Regions from separate parts of the Homo sapiens genome. Here region 2 is linked to region 1. Evidence: read pairs that join two places in POLR2A ChIA-PET (ENCODE). Cell type or tissue: GM12878. All regions are shown on one strand. Each heading gives the region's core, and the rest is flanking DNA. Links, peaks and the distances in the headings are about the cores only.

Region 1 (11,914 bases), core at 2,552-10,551:
ATTCAGTGAGCTTGGTTGTCTTTTTTTTTTCCCCCTTGGCAAATTTCAGTTACTCCTTGGGCTAACAGACAGCAGACTGGTAAAGATAAGATGAGAGTTGCCCAGCCAGCGTTAAAGAGAGAGAGGAGACCGAAGAACAGAATGAGCAGGAGGGGGGCAGGAAAAATGTCAAGGGAAGGCCTGTCCACCAAAGGTGTCACTGTCCAGGGGCAGTGGGCAGGAGGTCGCTGCTGCGGGGATGGGTTCTTTCAGCAGGACTTTCTGCACAGCACTGGGGGCAGAAACATGAAGGTGAAACCCTACACACACTGAGTCCTAACTATGACATTTCCAAACAGAGAACACTCTGAAATGTTTGCAACTGTGGGTGTCTTTACAGCCAGCCTGGGTTCAGGGGAGCTCAGGCAGGTCCTCCCGAGAATAGGTTTGCTGACTTGGTGTTCCGGACGGTAAACTAAACCCCCTTTTCTGGGGGGGGTTGGGGGGAGACGGAGTTTTGCTCTTGTTGCCCAGGCTGGAGTGCAGTGGCGCCATCTCGGCTCACTGCAACCTCCGCCTCCCGGGTTCAAGTGATTCTCCTGCCTCAGCCTCCCAAGTAGCTGGGATTACAGGCACCCGCCACTATGCCCGGCTAATTTTTTTTTATTAGTAGTAGAGATGAGGTTTCACCATGTTGGCCAGGCTGGTCTTGAACTCCTGACCTCAGCTGATCCACCCACATTGGCCTCTCAAAGTGTTGGGATGAAAGGCATGAGCCACCGCATGCCCGGCCCATTGCTGCTTTACAGATGAGGACATCGAGTGGTTCAGGGACTTGCCCAGGGTCGCGAGCTGATTGCAGAGCTGGGATTTGAACCCAGGCAATCAGTCTTGGGTAGACCACTGGGCTTGTGACCCTGGCCTTGAAGGGCCCGGTATTGCTCCTGCCCCTGCAGTGTCCTCAGCAGCTCTCTGAGGCGATTCTCTGATCCGTGTTTTTCCCGTGAGCAGATTAGACTCAAAGGTGACCGGGCATGCTGGAGCTGCCCTGCCCCACCTGAGGCCGAGGCCACCACTGCCCACAGCAGTCCTTGGGGAACTCCCTGGTGGCGACCTGGTGGTGGTGGCAGGAGCCTGGCTCTGTTGGGAAAGAGGACTCATGACCCCACCTGCAGCTCTCCGAGATGCTCAGCTGGTCTGGGCACGATGGCTCACGCCTGTATCTCAGCACTTTGGAAGGCCAAGGTGGGTGGATTGCTTGAGCTTAGGAGTTGAAGACCAGCCTGGGCAACATAGTGAGACCTTGTCTCTACAAATAACACAAAAATTAGACAGACATAGTGGCACACACCTGTAGCACCAGCTACTCAGGAGGCTGAGGATGGAGGATGGCTTCAGCTCAGGAGGCGGAGGTTACAGTGAGCTGAGATTGCTCCACTGCGCTCCAGCCTGGGCAACAGAGCCAGACCATCTCAACTCAAAAAAATAAATAAATAAATAAAGCTTGGCTGGGCCATCTGGGTTAGCAAGGATCTTAGCATTCTCCCTCAGGGCTAACCAGGGTGCGTGGGCGAGCTGTCTCGGTTGCAGCGGGGGCCACGATTCCTGTCGGGCAAGACTGGTGCCAGCCTGCACACCTCAGAGCCCAACAGGAATATCTGTTCAGATCGAGACGTTGCCCTTTCCCCTGCAGGGCACGGCTAGAGCACAGACACAAACCCAGTGTCAGGTCCCCAGACACGGCAGGGGACAGGGGAGTTGGTCTTCACCTGTGGTTCAGGTTCCCTCCCAGACAGTGAGTCACTTATGTGCCCAAGGAGCTGCCTCTGGTGCACTCACAGTTCCCAGAAGATCTGGGATGGGACTACAGGTGTGCACCACCATGCCCAGCATTTTTTCTTTTTTTTTGGTAGAAACAGGGTTTCCCTCTGTTGCCCAGACTGGTCTTGAACTCCTGGCCTCAAGCAATCCTCCCACTTCAGCCTTCCAAAGTGCTGGGATGACAGGCATGAGCCACTGTGCCCAGCCTGTAGTGCTTTTTGATATGTGAGATTAGATCCAGCAGGCCCAGAGTCCCAGTTGAGGAATGTGGAAACAGGCTCAGAGAGGTTGAGTGACTTTCCATACACCACACAGCATTAGGGATTAGAATCAAGATTGCCTTCCAGTCTGATGAGCCAGGGACTTTCCCCATACCTGGCCCTGGGGATCCCCCTTTTCCCCACTGTATGCAGGCATTCAAGCAGGGGCTTGTCCAATCCAGCTCCCACCAGAGCCTCCCCTACTCCATTTCCTTCAAAAACTCACGATTTAAAAAAATGTAGCCTGGGCAACATAGCAAGATCCCATCTCTACAAAAGATGGAAAAATTAGCTGGGTGTGGTAGCCCACACCTGTAGTCCCAGCTACTGCACTCCAGCCTGAATGACAGCAAGACCCTGTCTCTACCAAAAAAAAAAAACCACGTAATTCTCTTTACTCTAAATTAAATAAAAAGAAAGAGGTAGGAAAATGCAAGAACAGCTACAGAGAAAAATCAGTGTTCTTCCTGAGCTTGATGTTGACTGAGCTAGAGAATCCCACAGACAAGGTATATTGTGGGCCTTGCACAGTGTCTGCACGTAGTATGTGCCAAGCTTGTTTTTTATTTTTTAATTTTTGTTTGGTTGTTTGTTTGAAACAGGATCTAGCTCAGTCACCCAGGCTGGAGTGCAGTGGGGCAATCATGGCTTACTGCAACATTGACCTTCCAGGCTCAAGCAATCCTCCCACCTCAGCCTCCCAAGTATCTGGGATTACAGGCACACACCACCATGCCCAGCTAATTTTTCTTTTTTTTTCTTTTTTTTTTTTTTTTTTTGTGGAGACAGGGTCTTGCCATGTTGCCCAGGCTGGTTGCAAACTCGTGGCCTCAGTCTCCCAAATTGCTGGGATTACAGGCGTGAGCCACTACATCCGGCCAGTTCTTGGTGTTATTGACAAAGGCATTTAGCCCCACTCCACCCCTCCCACACTCCAGAGGTGGTCAGGACGCCTCCCCAAACTGCCAGCCCCCTCAGCCAGCCCGGCCCCACTTTCCTGACATGCACACTCCCACCACTTCTGGTCCACCGCCTGGGACCTGTGCCCCATATAGAATTGCCATAGTATCCTATCGACTGCCCCGTAGTGTCACTCCTGGTTAGCTGCAGCCTGGTTTAGGGTTGCACTTCTTCCCAGACCAGGCAAGACTTGGAAGGAAGAGGGGAAGTTTCCTGATTGGCTAAAGCATGTTGAGCACCTGAAATCACAGGATACTACAAGTTTCCTTGTGTCTTACTCACCGCTCACAACTGCCTTGGAGGTCCGTGTGATGAGCCCCAGCGTGCAGATGAGCCCACATCCTTGGAGCTTTGGGCCCCGTGTGGTGGTCACCTCCTCTGGGAAGTCCTCCCTGACTCCCAGCTGGGTCAGGATCCCTGCTATAGACCCCCGTGGGCCATGTAAACCAAAAGTGCCTGAAACAGGTCTCAATCAATTTAAAGATTTATTTTGCCATGGGGGAGGACACAGCCAGGAAAAAGAGACTCAAGCTGCAATAGGGTCTGTGGCCTGTGCTTTTTTCCAGAGTTTTGAGGACTTTGGTATTTAAAGGGGAAAGAGGGCCTGGGTACGGTGGCTCACAGCACTTTGGGAGGCCAAGCCAGGTGGATCACCTGAGGTCAGGAGTTCGAGACTGGCCTGGGCAGCATAACAAAACCCCATCTCTACTAAAAATACAAAAAATTAGCCAGGTGTGGTGGCGGGTACCTGTAATCCCAGCTACTCTGGAGGCTGAGGCACGAGAATCACTCGAACCCGGTAGGCGGAGGTTGCAGTGAGCCAAAATCATGCCACTGCACTCCAGCCTGGAAAACAGGGAGACTCTGTCTCGAAAAATAAAAAAATAAAGGGGGAAGAGGAATAGTTAATGATGTATTTATCCTGTGCTCAGTAAATCTGCCTTTTACATAAGATAAAGTAAATAGAGTAGAGGAAGTCATATAGGCATTTGTCTTGGGTAGACAGAGCAATGATTTCTATTCTTATCTTTGTCCCCTGCCTGTGAAGATAAGCTGTGAATTTACATGGCCAGGGTGAGGGAGGCCACCAGGGGAGCTAGGTGGCCTTCTATCTTGCAGCCATCTGTTTAGGAACAAAAGGCTATTGCGTGACTCAGTTCCCAAGCTTAACATTTCCCTTTGGCATAGTAAGTTTGGGGTCCCATGTTTTTTGTTTGTTTGGGTTTTTTGTGTGTTGTTGTTGTTTTGAGATGAAGTCTCGCTCTTGTCCCCCAGGCTGGAGTACGATGGCGCGATCTTGGCTCTCTGTAACCTCCGCCTCCCAGGTTTAAGCGATTCTCCTGCCTCCGCCCCCGGAGTAGCTGGGATTACAGGCACCTGCCACCACGCCTGGCTAAATTTTGTACTTTTAGTTGAGACGGGGTTTCACCACGTTGGACAGGCTGGTCTCGAACTTCTGAGCTCAGGTGATCCACCCACCTCGGCCTCCCAAAGTGCTGGGATTACAGATGTGAGCCACCGCGCCCAGCCTGTTTGGTGTTTTTTTTTTTTTTTTTTTTGAGACGGAGTCTTGCTCTGTCGCCTAGGCTGGAGTGCAGTGGCGCAATCTCAGCTCACTGCAACCTCCACCTCCCAGTTCAAGGGATTCTCCTGCTTCAGCCTCCTGAGTAACTGGGATTACAGGCATGCACCACCACGCCCAGCTAATTTTTTGTATTTTTAGTAGAGACGGGGTTTCACCATGTTGGCCAGGCTGGTCTGGAACTCCTGACCTCAAGTGATCCACCTGCCTCGGCCTCTGAGAGTGCTGGGATTATAGGCGTGAGTCACCGTGCCCGGTCTGGGCCTCGTCTTTGAGAGGCCTGCTAAGCTTCTTTCTGTCCTGCAGGTTTCGTAGAGCTCTGACTTTGAGTCTCGCTCTGTCCCGACACAGGAGAAGACAGAGGTGTGGCATTGTGGGCTGAGAGCAACAGATTAGAGGAAACTATCTTAAAGATTAAGCCTTCTTTCTACAGCTACTGTAGGGGAGCCTGGGCATGGTGGTTCACGTCTGTAATCCCAGCACTTTGGGAGGCCGAGGTGGGCGAATCACCTGAGGCCAGGAGTTGGAGACCAGCCTGAGTAACATGGTGAAACCCCATCTCTACTAAAAATACAAAAATCAGCCAGGTGTGATGGTGGGTGCCTGTAATCCCAGATACTCGAGAGGCTGAGGCAGGAGAATCACTTGAACCCAGCAGGCAGAGGTTGCAGTGAGCCAAGATCGCACCACTGCACTCCAGTCCAGCCTGGGTGACAGAGCAAGACTCTTCCAAAAAAAAAAAGAAAAAGAAAGAAACTGTAGAGGAATCTGAGACCTCAGGAAACCCAGGGCTCATGGTAGAGTGGAAAGACCAGGGCTTTGGGGTTGACACAGAGTACTCCTGGTGCTTAGAGGCTGTGTGACCTTGGGCAAGTTTCTTTACCTCTCTGAGCCTCTGTGTCTTTGGCTGCAGTGTCTAGGAAAGCATCTGCACACAGTGATGTGTGTGATCCAGGCCATCCTTTCTCTGTTCTGTGCATGCATGGCCATGCCTGCTGAGAATCCTGCCACCAAAGATTCCTCAGTGGCATGGGGACAGATGGAATGTGCTGTTGCTTCCCTGCAGGCTCTAGGAGCTGGTCCTTGGGCCCAGGACTCCATCACTGTTGTCTGCATGGATTTGGACAAGGGTGGCCTTGATTCTTCCCACATCCTAGTCCTGAAAGGAAGGCCCGTGTTGGGTCACAGGAGAAGACGAGGGTTCTAGGGGATGTGGAGCGTGGGGTCTTTGTGTGGCTGAATTAGAGGCATTACTCCACGAGATAGGGACACGGGAGGAGGACGTTGTCTGGAATGGCTGATGTTTGCAGTGTCTCTGGGCACGCAGGGGGGCTGGCGGGCCGTGCCTGAAGACAGATCAGCAACTCAGAGATGTGCAGAGATTGCTGAGTGTGGGTGTGGACGGACCAGGCCAGGGACCTGCAGGGTTTGGGAGGACCTGAGGTGGTGGGTGTTGGAGCCCTGGGAAAAGGAGGAACCAGGCCAAGCAGGTGCCCAGCCTCTGTCCTGTGGGAAGCTCCCTGCTCTTTGGGGCAACCCCCACATGGGGAACAGGGCCTCCATTCTGGCAGCTTGCGCACGGGAGGCCAAGCCACCCAGACGGGGTCAGCAGACTCTAAGCAGCACAGAGCACCACGCCAGGAGATGCAGTTCCCAAGGCAGCCTCCTAAACAGAAGTGAGCTCTTCCCAGAGTTTTCAAGATTAAAAGAGCCAGACACAGTGGCTCACAACTGTAATCCCAGCACTTTCGGAGGCTGCGGACAGGAGGATCGCTTGAGCTTAGGAGTTCGAGAACAGCCTGTGCAACAGAGAGAGACTCTCTCTACAAAAAATTTTAAAAAAACTTAGTCTGGCATGGTGATTCATGCCTGGAGCCCCAGCTACTTGAGAGGCTGAGTGGGGAGGATTGCTTGAGCCAAAGAGTTCAAGGCTGCAGTGAGCTATGATGGCACCACTGTACTCCAACCTGGGAAACAGGGTGAGACCCTGTCTCAAAAAACAGGAGTCAGGCTGGGCACAGTGGCTCACGCCTGTAATCCCAGCACTTTGGGAGACCGAGGCAGGCAGATCACCTGAGCTCAGGAGTTTGAGACCACCCTGGCCAATATGGCAAAACCCCATCTCTACTAAATATACAAAAATTAACCGGACGTTGTGGCAGGCGCCTGTAGTCCCAGCTCTCAGGAGGCTGACGCAGGAGAATGGCTTGAACCTGGGAGGCAGAGGTTGCAGCGAACCGAGACCGTGCCACTGCACTCCAGCCTGGGCAACAGAGTGAGACTCTGTCTTGGAAAAACAAAAAGAAAAAAAAACAGGAGTCATTTTGCTCCAAAGACCCATCAGTCTGCTCTGCCCTGAATCATCCGGCCCTGGCTCCCTGCCTGCGTCTAGCTCCACCCCACAACATCTCACCCTTACCGAACCCGCCTGCCCCAAGAGGCCCAGCCCATGTGACCCCACGCTTCTCAGAGAGGAGATTTCCTGTTGGACATGCAAACCACCCTTCCTGCAATCCCAGCCCCGTCCTCAACCCTGGCACAAGCCCACAGGCTGCTGCAGAGCTCTGCCCCAGACCCCATCTCCAGCCCAACCCCCACTCAGCCTTACAGCCCAGCTCAGGCCCCATCTCCAGGGCTAACTGACTCCAGCAGCTCCTCTAGGCTACAGGGAGGGGAGAGCAGAGCACACCAGGGCTCAAGCAGCAGATAGGCCGTGACGGTTACCTGGGCAGTGAGCAGGGAGAATGCACGGCCCCCACACTCCCAGACACGGTCTGTTTCCCATTCACAGACCTTGGTCAGCGAGCGGTCAGGGGATTTCCAACAGCCCAGCACAGTGACACCGGCCCCTGTGCATGGACCCCACTAGGCCCATCAGTCATCTCCCCTGTACCACCCCAAAGTTCAGCCACTTCCAGGACATGGGATCTTTTTCTTTTTTTCTTTTCTTTTCTTTTTTTTTTTTTTTTTTGAGACGGAGTTTCGCTCTTGTTGCCCAGGCTGGAGTGCAGTGGCGCGATCTCAGCTCACTGCAACCTCCGCCTCCTGGGTTCAAGCAGTTCTCCTGTCTCAATCTCTTGAGTAGTTGGGATTACAGGTGCCCGCCACCACACTCGGCTAATTTTTGTATTTTTAGTAGAGACGGGGTTTCGCTATGTTGGCCAGGGTGGTCTCAAACTCCTGACCTCTGGTGATCTGCCAATCTCAGCCTCCCTCAGTGCTGGGGTTACAGGCGTGAGCCACCGCACCCAGCCAACACAAGATCTTTCACGCTTGAGTGCCTATGCATGGCTGGTCCTTCTGTCCTGGTGGCTTCCCACTGCCACTCCGTCCTTCACAAACTCCTACCTGCCTTTTTGGAGCCCATTTTTTGTTTGTTTGTTTGTTTTCATTTTTGTTTGAGACAGGTCTCTGTCTCCCGGGCTGGACTGCAGTGACGTGATCTCTGCTCACTGCAACCTCCACCTTCCAGGCTCAAGTGATTCTCCTACCTCACCCTCCTGAGTAGCTGGGACTACAGGTGCCCGCCACATGCCCAGCTAATCTTTTTGTATTTTTAGTACAGACGGGGTTTCACCATGTTGGCCAGAATGGTCTCGAACTCCTGGCCTCAAGTAATCTGCCTGCCTCTGCCTCCCAAAGTGCTGGGATTATAGGCATGAGCCACCATGTCAGGCCTTGAGAGCCCATTCAAGCATCCTTCTCTCTTGGGGGAGGTCTCCCCAGACTTGCCCACAGAGGGTGGGCACCCTCATTCATGCCCCTTGTCTCCTAAGTGTGTCCTGTTGTACTTTAGTGACCAGATGACACCCCCTCTGGCTGGGAGCCCCTCAGGGAAGCAGCCCTGCCTCTTCTCTTTAGGTTGTTTTGTGCCCAACACAGGGCCTGTGCTGGGGACACTGATAAAAAAATGTGGGATGGGCTGGCCACCGTGGCTCACATCTGTAATTCCTGAACTTTGGGAGGGCAAAGCAAGAGGATCACTTGAGGCCAGCAAGAGGATCACTTCAGCCTGGGAAACATAGCGAGACTCCATCTGTACAAAAACTTTAAAAAATTAGGCATGGTGGCACACATCTTTATTCCCAGCTACTCAGGAGGCTGAGGTGGGAGGATCACTTGAGCCTGGGAGTTGGAGGCTGCCGTGAGCTATCTATGATCCACTGCTGCCTTCCAGCCTGGGTGACAGAGCAAGACCGTGTCTCAAAAAAAGAAAAATGGATGGAGGGACAGACCAATAACTGATGCTAGAAACCAGCTGCAGCCAGGCACAGTGGCTCACACCTGTAATCCCAGCACTTTGGGAGGCTGAGGCGGGTGGATCACCTGAGCCAGGAGTTTGAGACCAGCCTGGGCAACATGGTGAAACCCCATCTCTACTAAAAATACAAAAATTAGCTGGGCATGGTGGCACGTGCCTGTGATCCCAGCTACTTGGGATGGTGAGGCAGGAGAATTCGCTTGAACCCAGAAGGCAGAGGTTGCAGTGAGCTGAGATCACGCCACTGCACTCCAGCCTGGGCAACAGAGCGAGACTCTGTCTCAAAAGGAAAAAAAAAAAAACAGCTATATAGGAGTGGGTCGGCCCTGCAGAGAATGTAATGTTTTGGCAGATCAGGGACGCCTGGTGGGAGAAGCAGCAGGTCCAGTGGCTAAGCTGGTGCCAACTCTCATGCCCCCTTGTCTTCCTCTTGTAGATGAAGATGACGCCAACAGACTCGGGGAGAAGGTGATCCTGCGGGAGCAGGTGAAGGAACTCTTCAACGAGAAATACGGTCAGTGCCTGTGGTCAGGGTCAGCACACCAAGCCCTCCTCCCGGGGGTGGTGGGGGGCCTCCCTCTGCAGCCAGCCTGGCTTTCAGGAGCCCCCAGCTGGCTGCCTGCTCCCTGGTGACATGGCTGCTCTGCCCATGACCCACGTTTTGTGTATGTTGATTTTTTTTTTTTAAACAGGGTCTCACTCTGTTGCCCAAGCTGGAGTACAGTGGCGTATCTCCGCTCACTGCAGCCTTCACCTCCTGGGCTTAGGTGATCCTCCTGCCTCAGCCTCCCAAGTAGCTGGGACTACAAGCATGCGCCAACACTCCCGGCTAATTTTTCTATTTTTAGTAGAGACAAGGTTTCACTATGTTGCCCAGACTGGTCTTGATCTTCTGGGTTCAAGCGATCCTCCTGCCTTGGCCTCCCAAAGTGCCAGGATTACAGGTGTGAGCCACCATGCCCAGCCTGTAGGTCTTGATTTTTTTTTTTTTGGAGACAGAGTCTCACTCTGTCGCCCAGGCTGGAGTGCAGTGGCGGGATCTCCACTCACTGCAAGCTCCACCTCCTGGGTTCACGTCATTCTCCTGCCTCAGCCTCACGAGTAGCTGGGACTACAGGTGCCCGCCACCACGCCCGGCTAATTTTTTTGTATTTTTTTAGTAGAGACGAGGTTTTACCGAGTTAGCCACGATGGTCTCGATCTCCTGACCTCGTGATCCTCCTGCCTCAGCCTCCCAAAGTGCTGGGATTACAGGCGTGAGCCACTGCGCCCCACCAGGGTCTTGATTTTTAAACTCTCTGGGTGTGATGGCTGCTGGGCTAGGGCAGCCCAGACTCCAGCCCTTTCCCTAGAGGGCTTTGCCATTGACAGGAGACATCTTTCCTCACTGTGACTTCCTGTGCCCTCTAGGTGAGGCCCTGGGCCTGAACCGGCCGGTGCTGGTCCCTTATAAACTAATCCGGGACAGCCCAGACGCCGTGGAGGTCACGGGTCTGCCTGATGACATCCCCTTCCGGAACCCCAACACGTACGACATCCACCGGCTGGAGAAGATCCTGAAGGCCCGAGAGCATGTCCGCATGGTCATCATTAACCAGCTCCAGTGAGTGCCCGGCCTCTGGAACGGGGAACAGAGAGGGCGAGGCCATGGGGAGGGTGAAAGTCAAGGTCACGGTGGGTCAGCTGGGATCCAGACCCAGGTGTACTGTAATAGTTCCTGCCTCTTTCTCCTGAAACATACAACTTCAACAGTCATGGACATTTACTTATTTTTAAAGATTATTTTTTAGATATTACATTTGTTCTCTGGGGAAAAAACAAAACATGTTTTAATTAAATTTGACTTTTTCTGACTATACAATTCTGATTTTTAACATTTAAATATAAATATGTTTATTTAAATATGAATATTTATTATATATTTTAGAATAATTATAATTCCATAGTCTCAGTGATTCTCTTTTTTTTTTTTTTTTTTTTTTGAGACAGAGTCTTGCTCTGTCACCCAGTCTGGAGTGCAGTGGCACGATCTCAGCTCACTGCACGCTTCACCTCCTGAGTTCAACCGATTCTCGTGCCTCAGCCTCCCAAGTAGCTGGGATTACAGGTGTGCACCATCACACCGGCTAATTTTTGTATTTTTTTGGTAGAGATGGAGTTTCACCATGTTGGCCAGGCTGGTCTCGAACTCCTGACCTGAAGTGATCTGCCCGCCTCAGCCTCCCAAAGTGCTGGGATTACAGGCGTGAGCCACTGCACCCAGCCTGCATTATTACTATTATACCGTATATCCTTACAATCTTTTGGGTTTTGGTTTTTGTTTTGAGACAGGGTCTCACTCTGTTGCCCAGGCAGGAGTACAGAGGTATGATCATGGCCCAGTGCAGCCTCAACAGGGTCTCACTGTATTGCCCAGGCTGGTCTTGAACTCCTAAGCTCAAGTGATCCTCCCACCTCGGCCTCCCAAAGTGCTGAGGTTACAGGTGTGAGCCACCACACCCAAACCTGGGTGGCCCAGTTTTTTTTTTTTAATACAATAGATTATTTGATTATTTTCAGAATAATACACACAGCAACCTGGAAAATACAAAAAGATAGAAGAAAAGAAGATAGCTGTAACTCTCCTACTGAAAGTCAACACTGTGATGCATTTCTTTATATTTTTAAATTATTATTTTATTAATATATTATTACTTTCTTTTTGAGATGGACTCTCGTTCTGTCACACAGGCTGGAATGCAGTGGTGTGATCTCAGCTCACTGCAACCTCCACCGCCCAGGTTCAAGCAATTCTCCTGTCTCAGTCTCTCAAGTAGCTGGCACTACAGGCACACGCTACCACACCTGGCTAATTTTTTTTTTGTATTTTTAGTAGAGATGGGGTTTCACCATATTGGTCAGGCTGGTCTCAAACTCCTGACCTCAGGTGATCCACCTACCTCAGCCTCCCAAAGTGCTGGGATTACAGGCATGAGTCACCACACCCAGCCCCCCCTTTTTTTTTGTATTGCACAGGCTAGTCTCGAACTCCTGGGCTCAAGCCATCCTCCC
Region 2 (11,914 bases), core at 144-8,143, 120 kb after region 1:
CTTTTAAACATGTAACTATGAAAGGAAAAAATTATATATACATAAACATACACATTGTGTTTTCTGTTAACCTTTGTCTTATTCTCATTGTGGTGAAAAGATTAATTTTTTAGCAGCTTTATTGAGGTATAATTGATACACCATAAAATTCACCTGCCTTTTTTTTTTATTATTATTTTTTGAGACGGAGTCTTGCTCTGTCGCCAAGGCTGGAGTGCAGTGGCGCGATCTTGGCTCACTGCAGCCTCTGCTTCCCAGGTTCAAGTGATTCTGCCTCAGCCTCCCGAGTAGCTGGGATTACAGGCACATGCTGCCACGCCCGGCTAATTTTTTGTATTTTTAGTAGAGATGGGGTTTCACCATGTTAGGATGATCTCGAACTCCTGACCTCAAATGATCCACCCGCCCCGGCCTCCCAAAGTGCTGGGATTACAGGCGTGAGCCACTGTGCCCAGCCAAATTCACCTGTCTTAAGTATATAATTCACTAATAGTAGATTTACAATCTTAAAATGTTTTTAAGGGGTTTTTACCCATCATCACAGTCTTAATTTTGGGATGCTTTCATCGTCCCTGTCTCTGTTATTTCATGAATGTTGTAGAAATGGAATATGTAGTATGTATCCTATTGAAATGAGCTTTTTTCACTGAGCATCACTCACTCGAGGCTCATCGAGCTTGGTAGGTGTAGCCGTAGCTTCTTTTTATTGCTGAGCACTAACTATTCTGTGACATGAACATACTGTCTGTTGATCCAGTCATCAGTTTATAGATATTTTGGTTGTTTCCACCTTTGGGTATTGGGAATAATGTTACAGTGAACATACTTGAGCAAGGTTTTGTCTGGACATATTCCTTGATATCTCTTGGATATTTACGTAGGAGTGCAATTACTAGGAATAGGGTAAATTTACACTGAACTTTTTTTTTTTTTTTAATTGAGACGGAGTCTCGTTCTGTCACCAAGTTGGAGTGCAGTGGCATGATCTTGGCTCACTGCAACCTCCGCCTCGTGGATTCAAGAGATTCACCTGCCTCAGCCTCCTGAGTAGCTGGGATTACAGGCACGCGCCACCACACCCGGCTAATTTTTGTATTTTTAGTAGAGACGAGGTTTCACCATGTTGGCCAGGATGGTCTCAATCTCTTGACCTCATGATCAAGGGAGGCCTCTCAAAGTGCTGAGATTACAGGCGTGAGCCATCGCGCCCTGCTACACTGAACTTTGAAGAAACTGACAAGCTGTTTTCCAAGGTGGCTATACCATGTTATATTCTCACAGCAGGATAGGAGGGTTACCCCCACATTGCTGCCAACTTACTTCTTGATTTTAGCCATTGTAATAGATGTGAAGTGGTATCTAATTTTTTTTGATTTTTAAAAATTTCTCTAGTGATTGTTGATGTGTTTTTACTTTTCTTTCTTTCTTTCTTTTTTTTTTTTTTGAGACAGGGTCTCACCCTGTCGCCCAGGCTGGAGTGTAGTGGCGCCATCTCAGCTTAGTGCAGCCTCAACCTCCCAGGCTCAAGCAATCCTGCTGCCTCAGCTTCTCAGTAGCTAGGACTACAGGCGTGTGCCACCATACCCAGCTCATTTCTGAACCTTTTTTTGGTAGAGACAAGCTCTTGCCGTGTTGGCCAGGCTGGTCTGGAACTCCTGAGCTCAAGTGATCCGCCTGTGTCAGCCTCCCAAAGTGCTGGGATTACAGGCTTGTGTTATCTTCAATTGTGCTTATTGGTCATCCATACATATTTTTTGGAGAAATATCTATTTAGGTCCTTTTCCCATTTAAAAATTGGGTTTGTTTGTCTTTTTATTATTGAGTCTTGTTTTTTATATAGTCTTGATATAAGTCTCTAATTGATGATTTGTTAAAAAAAAATTTTTTTTTTCTTTTTGCAATGGTGTCACTCTGTTATCCAGGCTGGAGTACAGGATTTGGGAATATTTTCTCCAATTCTAATAAATCTACATTATCCTTATTGTATAACTTGTCTTCTTCCCTTACTTGGTAGTATCCTTTGAGGCACAAACGTTTTAAATTTTGATAAAAATAAGTTTATTCTTTTGTTAACTTGTGCTTTTTTTTTTGAGACAGAGTCTCGCTGTGTCACCCAGGCTGGAGTGCGGTGGCATGATCTCAGCTCACTGCAACCTCTGCCTCCCGGGTTCAAGCAATTCTCCTGTCTCAGCCTCCCGAGTAGCTGGGACTACAGGTGCCCGCCACCATGCCCGGATAACTTTAGTATTTTTAGTGGATACGGGGTTTCACCATATTGGTCAGGCTGGTCTCAAACTCCAGACCTCAGGTGATCCACCTGCCTCAGCCTCCCAGAGTGCTGGGATTATAGGCGTGAGCCACTGCGCCTGGCCCTCACTTAAGCTTTTGACTTCATATTCAAGAAACCATTGCGTAAACCCAAAGGCATGAAGATATGACTTCTGTGTTTTCTTCCACAAGTCTTATAGCTTCAACTCTCACATTTAGATCTATGGTTCATTTTGAGGTCATTTTTGTATATTATACAAGGTAAAGGTATAAATTCATCTTTTTGCACGTGGATATCCAATGATTCCAGGACAATTTGCAGAAAAGACCGTCCTTTCCCTCAAGATATCCTTGTTATCTTTGTTGAAAGTCTTTTGACTCTTTGTTTATTTCTGGGCTTTCTATGTAGGAGATCATGTTGTGTGAGAATCAAGACAATTTACCCCTTTCTTTGCAATCTAAGTGCCTCTTATTTCTTCTTCTTGTTGCTCTGACTAGAATATAAATGTCACACAGCATTGGTGATAGCAGACATCACCTTGTGATATTAGTAGGAAAGCATTCTGTCTTTGACCATGAAGTATGATGTTAGTGGTAGGATTTTTGTGTAAATCTCTTTTAAGATGGAGAAATATTTATCATGTTTATGTTAAATTTCAGACTTAAAAGTTTTTTTTAAACTTAATTATTATTTTTATTTATTTATTTATTTATTTATTTTTTTATTTATTTTGAGATGGAGTCTTGCTCTGTCGCCCAGGCTGGAGTGCAGTGGCATGATCTTGGCTCACTACAACATCTGCCTCCCAGGCTCAAGCAAATCTCCTGCCTCAGCCTTCTGAGTAACTGGGATTACAGGCGCCCGCCACCACACCTGGCTAATTTTTATATTTTTTTAGCAGAGACGGGGGTTCACCATGTTGGCCAGGCTGGTCTCAAACCCCTGACCTCAAGCAATCTACCCATCTCAGCCTCCCAAAGTGCTGGGATTACAGGTGTGAGCCTCCACGCCCAGCCTAATCTCAGCATTTTGGGAGACCAGAGTGGGAGTCTCCCTTGAGGCCAGGAGTTCGAGATAAGCCTGGGCAACATAGCAAGATCCAATTTCTACAAAAAATAGAAAACAATTAGCTGGGAGTGGTAATGCATGCTTCTGTAGTCCCAGCTACTCAGGAGGCTGAGGTAGGAGGATTGCTTGATCCTCGAGAGTTGGAGGCTGCAGTGAGCTATGATCATGCCACTGCACACCAACCTGGGCAACAGAGTAAAACCCTGTTTCTAAAAAAAAAAAAAAAAAAAAAAAAAAAAAATCTGTTTCATCATTTATATGTCAGCAGAGTCATATTCTCCATATTCCATCTTACTAGACAAATGGTATGTTTCTGCATTTCTCTCACTGATGAAAATAAGAGCTTTTTCATTCAAGGAGGTTGTGGTTGGGTGAAGGGATGAAAAGCAGTGTTTATTCTGGTGTGATCCAGAGCTGCAAAGCCTAGTTCTACCCCACTAATTCTATATTTAAAGCCTTTAGACATATTATATTTGAAATGTTGAAAAACTAACTCCAATTTTTTTTTTTTGTATGTAGGTGGTCGTGTGATGGTAACAGATGCTGACAGGTCAATACTATCTCCAGGTGGAAGGTAAAACCTAATTTCATTACTGCTGTTTAACTCCCACACCTCAAAAAGTTTTAGTTGTTAGATAATTGAGATATCAGAATATTAAAAAGGCCTCATGTCACACATCTTAAAGTTTAATAGGCAAGGATATCATTTGGGGATCTTGTGAACATGCCCTCTTTGACTTGGTATTTCTGAATAGTAGAGTTCCTGGGAAAAGCCAGAGGCATTGGTCACACTGTGAATTGGCCTTAGAGTGGTATTTGGAAGTTAATATGCTATTCTGTAGTATTTTATTATACTGTTTTCCCCAAAAGATAGATAGAAATTAAAGTACTAAGTTCAGTTGGTAACTCTTTTTTTTTTTTTTTATTTTTGAGATGGAGTTTTGCTCTTTTTGCCCATGCTAGAGTGAAGTGGCGCGATCTCGGCTCACTGCAACCTCTGACCCCCTGCTGGGTTCAAGCGATTCTCCTGCCTCAGCCTCCCAAATAGCAGGGACTACAAGCATGTGCCACCATGCCCAGCTAATTTTTTTGTATTTTTAGTAGAGACGGGGTTTCACCGTGTTGGCCAGGCTGGTCTCGAACTCCTGACCTCGGGTGATCCACCTGCCTCGGCCTCCCAAAGTACTGGGATTACAGGCATGAGCCACCACGCCTGGCCCGATAAGTCTTAATATGCTACTCTGTAGTATTTTATTGTACTTTTTTCCCCAAAAGATAGATAGAAATTGAAGTACTAAGTTCAGTTGATAACTCTTTTTTTTTGTGGAGACAGAGTCTCCCTCTGTGGCTCAGGCTGGAGTTCAGTGGCATGATCTCAGCTCACTGCAACCTCCACCTCCCGGATTCAAGTGATTCAGGTGAGCGCCACCACGCCTGGCTAATTTTTGTATTTTTAGTAGAGATGAGGTTTCACCATATTGGCCAGGCTGGTCTTGAACTCCTGACCTCGTGATCTGCCCGCCTCGGCCTCCCAATGTGTTGGGATTACAGGCGTGAGCCACTGTGCCCGGCCCAATAACTCTTATTTATGCAATAAATAAATATGTCAGTTTTAAGCTGAGTCAGGTTTGCACCCACCTTGGTCAAGGGAGGGATCTTAACACTTTGAGACCCAGAGACTTTGAATGCTGTGGGAATGGCTGTCACCAGCACGTGGCTTGATCAGGGCTTTCTTCTCCTTGCAGTTGTGGCCCCATCAAAGTGAAAACTGAACCCACAGAAGATTCTGGTATGTACTAGCACTTTTAGAATCAATGGTGAAATTAAGGAAGACTTTTCCTTAGTGTAGAAGTTTATAGTTTGACTCAATTATTGTTTTGTTTTGATAAGAAAGAGGCAGTCACTACTAATGTATTCCAACTGTGACACTATTTGTTAATGTTATCACATTAAGACCCAGAAAGGTAATTTGCTCAGTAAGTGGTAGGCAGAGTTCTTTGCCAGTTACATATGTTTGTAGATAAAATGTATTTTTTTTTCCCGTTGTACAGACATATAATGTAAGAGGTCAGCTGTTCTATAGTGCTTTTTACAAAAATCAATAGAATGCCCCCTTCGTCTCCACCTTCCTTCTCTGCACTCCTGTTTTCCACTCTCCAAGGAGACCATTTTCAATTCTCAAATAAAATTGCTATTTAATTCCTTATTTATTTATTTATTTTTTGAGATGGAGTCTTGCTTTGTCACCCAGACTGAAGTGCAGTGGCACGACCTCGGCTCACTGCAACCTCTGCCTCTGGGTTCAAGCGATTCTCCCACCTCAGCCTCCCGAGTAGCTGGGATTACAGGCATACGCCATCACGCACGACTAATTTTTGTATTTTTAGTAGCGACGGGGTTTCGCCAGGTTGGCCTGGCTGGTCTTGAACTCCTGACCTCAAGTGATCCTCCTGCCTCAGCCTTCCAAAGTCCTAGGATTACAGGCATAAGCCACCGTGCCCGGCCCCCGTTTATAATTCTGTTCTGTCCTAGAACCGTGGCACCCAGATGTTCTCAGCATATGTATTTATTTCATCATTTCCCAGTGTTATCCTGTGTCCTAGTGCCACTGTCAAGCCTCCCGCTGCTCGGCCCTGTGCCCCTTATTCACACGGGACACTCCTTAGTGGGCTGTCACCGCCCTGCCTGCCCCCTCATCTCCCTCTGTCTGACCAGGCCCTCGGCAGCTTCCCCAGCCCCTTCCCCGGCCCTTTGTCAGCCTTCTCATTCTGCCATGCTTCCTGGGCAGCCACCTGCCCCGCTTCACCCCATCTAAGGGCATCTCGAATGAGTTGTTGGGGAGGAGGGTAGGGCCGCGTTAACGTGTGTGTGCGTGCATGTGAATGAGAGCTTTTATGTATGTAAGTGTATTTTGGGAGAGCTGCAAGAAAGTGTTGAATTATCCTTTTTTGGAAAAGGTATTTGAGTCTTTTACACTGTTTGCTGGTTTTACAGAAGGTTTTTCTTTTTTCTTTATTTTCACTCCATAGGAAATCTCAAATTTTTGTGTGGTTTTCAGTAGATTGTGCCAAAAAAAATCATCATTTTGCAAATGTTTCCCCTTAATTCATATATTCATCTCCTGAATATTTAGTTTGCTTCTAAAAAGAAACATGCTGAATTCAGAAACCCCATGTGTTTAATTGAATTCTTTCAACTGTCTTTATGTACACATCAGCATCATTATAGGTTTTTTTTTTTCTCTTTTACACTTTGCATCTTTGTATTCTTAATTTATCCTGCAAATAAGATGTACATTTATAGCCAGGGTGCAGCCAGGAGACAGAAACCATATCAGTTATTGGAACAGAGAAAATTTAATGTAAAGATTGTTGGCCGGGTGCAGTGGCTCACACCTGTAATCCCAGCACTTTGGGAGGCTGAGGCGAGTGGATCACCTGAGGTCAGGAGTTGGAGACCGGCCTGGCCAACATGGTGAAACCCAGTCTCTACTAAAAATACAAAAAAAATTAGCAGGGCATGGTGGTGGGCGCCTGTAATCCCAGCTACTCAAGAGGCTGAGGGAGGAGAATCGTTTGAACTCAGGAGGTAGAGGTTACATTGAGTCAAGATCGTGCCATTGCACTCCAGCCTGGGCAACAAGAGTGAAACTCCATCTCAAAACAAAACAAACAAAAACAGATTGTTAACTGGTTATAAAATTGTTAACTTTGTAACCTTAAGGAGAATACTAAGGTTTTTTTTAAGGAACAATTCTAGGCAGTGGCTGCCACCCCATCAGCTTTCCATCTGACTTCTGAGGTGGGGTAGTGTTTGGCTGGTGCTGGTGGCTGAGGGGCATGGTGAGGCTGCTTCTGGTAGTGTTGGAGACATTGCCAGCCGGGCACAGCTGTTGTGATGGGAGGGCCTGCTTTGGCCAGGCTGAACGAGGGTACCAAGGAGTGACCTTTTTGGGATGAGAATGCAGACAAGAAGCCAAAAGGAAGGCCCAGATCTCTTCTCCTCCTCTAGCCTTTCTCTCTGTAGTGTATCTTTGTGGCAGAGACTCACATGGAGCCAGCTGCTATGCAGAGCTCAAACTTCAGCAGAAACCCAGAGGATGGGTTTGCAACTGAGAGACATCAGTTTTGTGGGTGGCCCAGGCTGTTCTCTTTGGCTGCTCAGCATATATACACACCCTTCCCTGCACATTTGACCTTCTGTACAACAACGAGACAACTGTTCCATCTAAAGAGATGCAACTTTACTTCCTACAAAGAAATCCATTTTTACTCTCTCCTCAAAATGGGGGGACACAGTGTTCCAGCAGTCACACCCATCGCTGGGAGACTGACTGAAAATCCAGTCGCGAGCTATGTTACCTGCTCTTTAAATGCAGTGCAAACCTATTTGAGTAATCTCTAGTCTAATGGACAAATGGAAAGGAAACTTCCAGCCAAACTATTGTGAAATACTACCACACAGAAGAGAATAGTTAGTATATGCAAGCATATAATCTTCACACAAACACATTTGTAACAGACAAGGAAGACAATAGGCATAGTCGCCACAGTCTACGTTTCTGCAGCTTACCAGACTTTTTTTTGGATTTACCTTTTTATTTTTATTTATTTATATTTTTTGAGACAAGGTCTCACTCTGTCGTCCAGACTGGAGTGCAGTCGTGCGATCTCGGCTCACCACAACCTCCGTGTCTCAGATTCAAGCGATTCTCCCACCTCAGCCTCCCGAGCAGCTGGGATTACAGACGTGTGCCACCCAGCCAATTTTTGTATTATTCATTTATTTATTTTAGTAGAGACGGGGTTTAACCATGTTGACCAGGCTGGTCTTGAACTCCTGACCTCAGGTAATCATCCGCCTCAGCCTCCCAAAGTGCTGGGATTATAGGCATTAGCCTCTGCACCCAGCCAGTATGTGTAAGGTTCTTTAGCCAATTGGAGTGACCCAAATTTTTATTCCTGAAGGGTCTGAATCCCCAGTGGATCTGCCTTTTTTGTTAGCTGTAATGCTGTGATTTTCTTTCTTTCTTTATTTTTTTTTTTTGAGACGGAGTCTTGCTGTGTCGCCCAGGCTGGAGTGTAGTGGTACCATCTCCGCTCACTGCAACCTCCACCTCTTGGGTTCAGGTGATCTTTGTGCCTCAGCCTCTCGGGTAGCTGGGACTACAGGTGCGTGCCACCACTCCCGGCTAATTTTTGTATTTTTAGTAGAGACGAGGTTTCACCATGTTGGCCAGGCTGGTCTCGAACTCCTGACCTCAGGTGATTCGCCCGCCTGGACCTCCCAAAGTGCTGGGATTACAGGCACGAGCCACCGCACCTGGCTGTTAGCTGTAATTTTCTATTAACTTTTACTGATGGACATGAAAGTGCTAAGTTAGCCCAGAGAGTTGCAAAGGTCTCAGATGCAGTGTTCTCTGCCACCACTGTGTAGCAGCAAAACACTTTCCCCTTGGTGATTGAAGGCAATGGAGTAACTCCTTTTTTTGCTTGTTGCTTCAGGGATGCATACCCTTTGTATATCAATTTAACTCTCTTTGAGCTCTTTCTCTAGAGTTGAAAATATTCTTTACAAAGTTGCCCAAGTCAGAGCTCACGATTTCGTTTGTGTTAGGGTTGGTATGACTGTGGTTGAATATCTCAGTCTGAAATGTGTATGTGCACCCATGCATTGTTCATTTCTTTTTCTTTTTTTTTGAGAGGGAGTCTCGCCGTGTCACCCAGGCTGGAGTGCAGTGGCACAATTTTGGCCCTTCCCAAAGTCAACTTTTTAATAACATCGATTGCTTTTGCCTATTTTGACCTTCATATGAGTGGAATTACACAACATGTACTCTTTTGTATCTGGCCACAAAGGTCTGCTTCAAATCATCTGTCCTAATTGTGGGCAAAGCTTTATGCAGAAAGGTGTGCTTTGTACCCTTACACAAATCCCTGTAATAAAAGGGATGTATTAGGCAGAAAAAAACCAATGTATCTCATTATTGAAATTGTTGACCATTATGCTATCTCTCCTTTGGAATACTGAGTTATTAAAACTGATGTTTATAAGTGTGTTTCAATGGTTTATAAAAGTATTTTTAATATTAAGTGAAAAGGGAGTGTGGTAAAATTTTCTTTGATTCTAAAGATAAGAATTTGCTGGAGAAAAGAGCAGCACATAATTGCAGAATATTAATAAATGGTTAAAACTTTGCATTGGCTGGGATTATAGTGATTTTTTACCTTCTGCTACCTAGCAAACTTTTGTCTTTTCAAAGACGTAAAGTCTTTACTTAAAATAAATATGCATTGCTGTATTTATAGGGAGGGCAGAGAGGATTTCCCTACACAATCTAGCTGAAAGTTCTCACATGCAATCATATCATTGCATTTGCTTTTCTAGGCATTTCCCTGGAAATGGCAGCTGTGACAGTAAAGGAAGAATCAGAAGATCCTGATTATTATCAATATAACATTCAAGGTAATTTGAATTAATGCAATTTTTCTTTCTAAAAATTATTCGTGGTTAAAATTAAAATTTGCTCATCAATTGCTTTAATTTCTTAAATAATATTTTATTGATCAGTTCTTGATTGACATATATATTGTAATTCAGTCCCGGGGATAAAACATTTAAAAATGGGGCTAAAAGATCAACTCAGACAATCCAGAGGGGATATGTAAAATAGCCATTTGTGTTCTTAAAAGGATGAGCAAAAGTTGTGGCACAATTTAGAATTCAATCCCAGGTTCTAGTGTTGCAAAATAAAACAAACCTATTAGGCAAATGCAGATAATGTCAGCTTAATTTTTTCTCACTGCATAATTATAGTATATTAAACACTTAAAGTAAAAAATCTGGTTAGCTTTGCCATCTACATATCTAATACACCATCTTCATTGCATCCAAGATAATGAAATATCTATAACCCCAAAAGTTTCCTGTGTCCCCTTGTTATTCATTGCCCTGCCCAGTATTCAGGCAACACGGATCTGTTTTCTGTTTTAGGTTAGTTTGCATTTTCTATAAAGTCTTATGAATGAAATAATAAAATGTGGACTATTTTCATGGGCCGGGGAGCAGTGTGGCTTCTTTCATTTCAAATGATTGTTTTGAAATTCATCCACAGCGTTGCACGTATCAGTAGTAGATTCCATTTGATTGTTGATTTGTATTCTATTGTATGCCTGAGTCAAAATTTATTCATTTCTTTGTCTGTTGATAGCCATTTGGGTTCTTCCAGTTTGGGGCCATTACAAATAGAGGTACTATGAACATTGTGTAGAGGCTTTTGTGTGGACATAGGCCTTCATTTCTCTCTTTTTTTTTTTTTTTTTTGAGACAGAGTCTCACTCTGTTGCCCAGGCTGGAGTGCAGTGGCGCGATCTTGGCTCACTGCAACCTCCACCTCCCAGGTTGAGGTGATTCTTCTGCCTCAGCCTCCCGAATAGCTGGGATAGCAGGTGTGTGCCAACACACCTGGCTAATTTTTGTGTTTTTTAGTAGACACAGGGTTTCACCATGTTGGCCAGGCTGGTCTCGAGCTCCTGACCTCAGGTGATCCACCCGCCTTGGCCTCCCAAAGTACTGGGATTACAGGGGCTAACACGCTTTTTTAAAATGAAATATTTAAAACCTAAAAGCATAGTATCAGTCTGCCCAGGTTTAGTGAACCATAGTATTTGTCTCTTCTCTCCTCCCTCCAAGAAACAACGTGTAACTATTTCATTGAAGCCTTTCTTTGGGCTCCCCCAAATCCCCACTTTTCTCTCTATTCTTAAGTTAACCATGATCTTGAAAACTGAGAATTGTCCTTCCTGATGGTGATGTGCTTTACTACGTAAATATTCTCCCGGGAGTGTGTGTGTGTGTGTGTGTGTGTGTGTGTGTGTGTGTGTGTGTGTGTGTCATGTCATATTTATTGTTTTATATATGCCACTTCCTGAGTGAAGCTTACACAGTGGTACACTGTATGTGTTGTTGAGTATAGTCTGTCACTCAATTTAAGTTTTCAAGATTTATCTTTTTTTTTTTTTTTTTGGCGTGGGGGTGGGGATGGATTTTTGCTCTGTCGCCCAAGCTGGAGTGCAGTGGTGAGATCTCGGCTCATTGCAACCTCCGCTTGCCGGGTTCAAGCAATTCTCTGCCTCAGCTGGGATTTATCTGTTTTGTCACAAGTAGATTTAATCATGTCATCATGGTAGTTACACTGTGTGATTATAATACAGTTCGTTTTTTCGTTCTTCTACATAAAGACATTGATGTTTTCTTCTAAAACTTTTGTATTCCAAAATAGGCTTGGATATATTTCTCTGTGCACCTCAGTGCTCCTGTAAAATAGTGACATTCAAATGTGAGTGTTGGGAATGTGTTGATTTTCTCAATGAGTGGTAGGCACCTCAAGCATTTGAGAGGTGGAGGTTAAGTATGTTTTAGGGTGAATAAAATCAAGTACCATTTTTAGGGTGAATAAAATTCAAATATGGGACATTAAAATAATTTGAAAGTATAGTGATACGTGAAGGTATTTTGAGTAAATACCAACTAAAAAAAATATAGTTTAGCAATATTGGAAGCCAAAAACAGTAGTAG

The links. ChIA-PET counts read pairs that join two places held together with the same protein. Peaks named below come from ENCODE experiments on the same cell type or tissue, not always from the same donor. Only the 100,000 strongest peaks of a DNase experiment are listed, where the experiment ranks them.
Region 2: POLR2A ChIA-PET joins it to region 1 with 11 read pairs; 4 of 35 experiments call an interaction of 5 or more read pairs at or near these places.

What each region holds. Positions count from the first base shown.
Region 1 is chr7:74,580,552-74,592,465 of GRCh38, forward strand. It overlaps GTF2IRD1 (GTF2I repeat domain containing 1), which reads left to right. Exons shown (of 27, transcript NM_005685.4): 23 at 9,300-9,377; 24 at 10,274-10,466. Among named protein-coding and RNA genes, the nearest start is that of MIR10525, 9.5 kb to the right of the region's middle. RefSeq lists enhancers at 465-966, 6,649-7,236, 7,237-7,823, 7,303-7,352, 7,373-7,532 and a silencer at 929-1,223. In GM12878, for the core only: no CTCF peak of the experiment used is centred there; DNase peaks (open chromatin) are centred at 7,050 and 7,410; H3K27ac peaks cover 1,669 bases.
Region 2 is chr7:74,701,308-74,713,221 of GRCh38, forward strand. It overlaps GTF2I (general transcription factor IIi), which reads left to right. Exons shown (of 35, transcript NM_032999.4): 7 at 3,857-3,911; 8 at 5,083-5,126; 9 at 9,725-9,802. The region is part of intron 2 of GTF2I-AS1 (GTF2I antisense RNA 1); the gene reads right to left. Among named protein-coding and RNA genes, the nearest start is that of GTF2I-AS1, 22 kb to the right of the region's middle. In GM12878, for the core only: no CTCF peak of the experiment used is centred there; no DNase peak of the experiment used is centred there.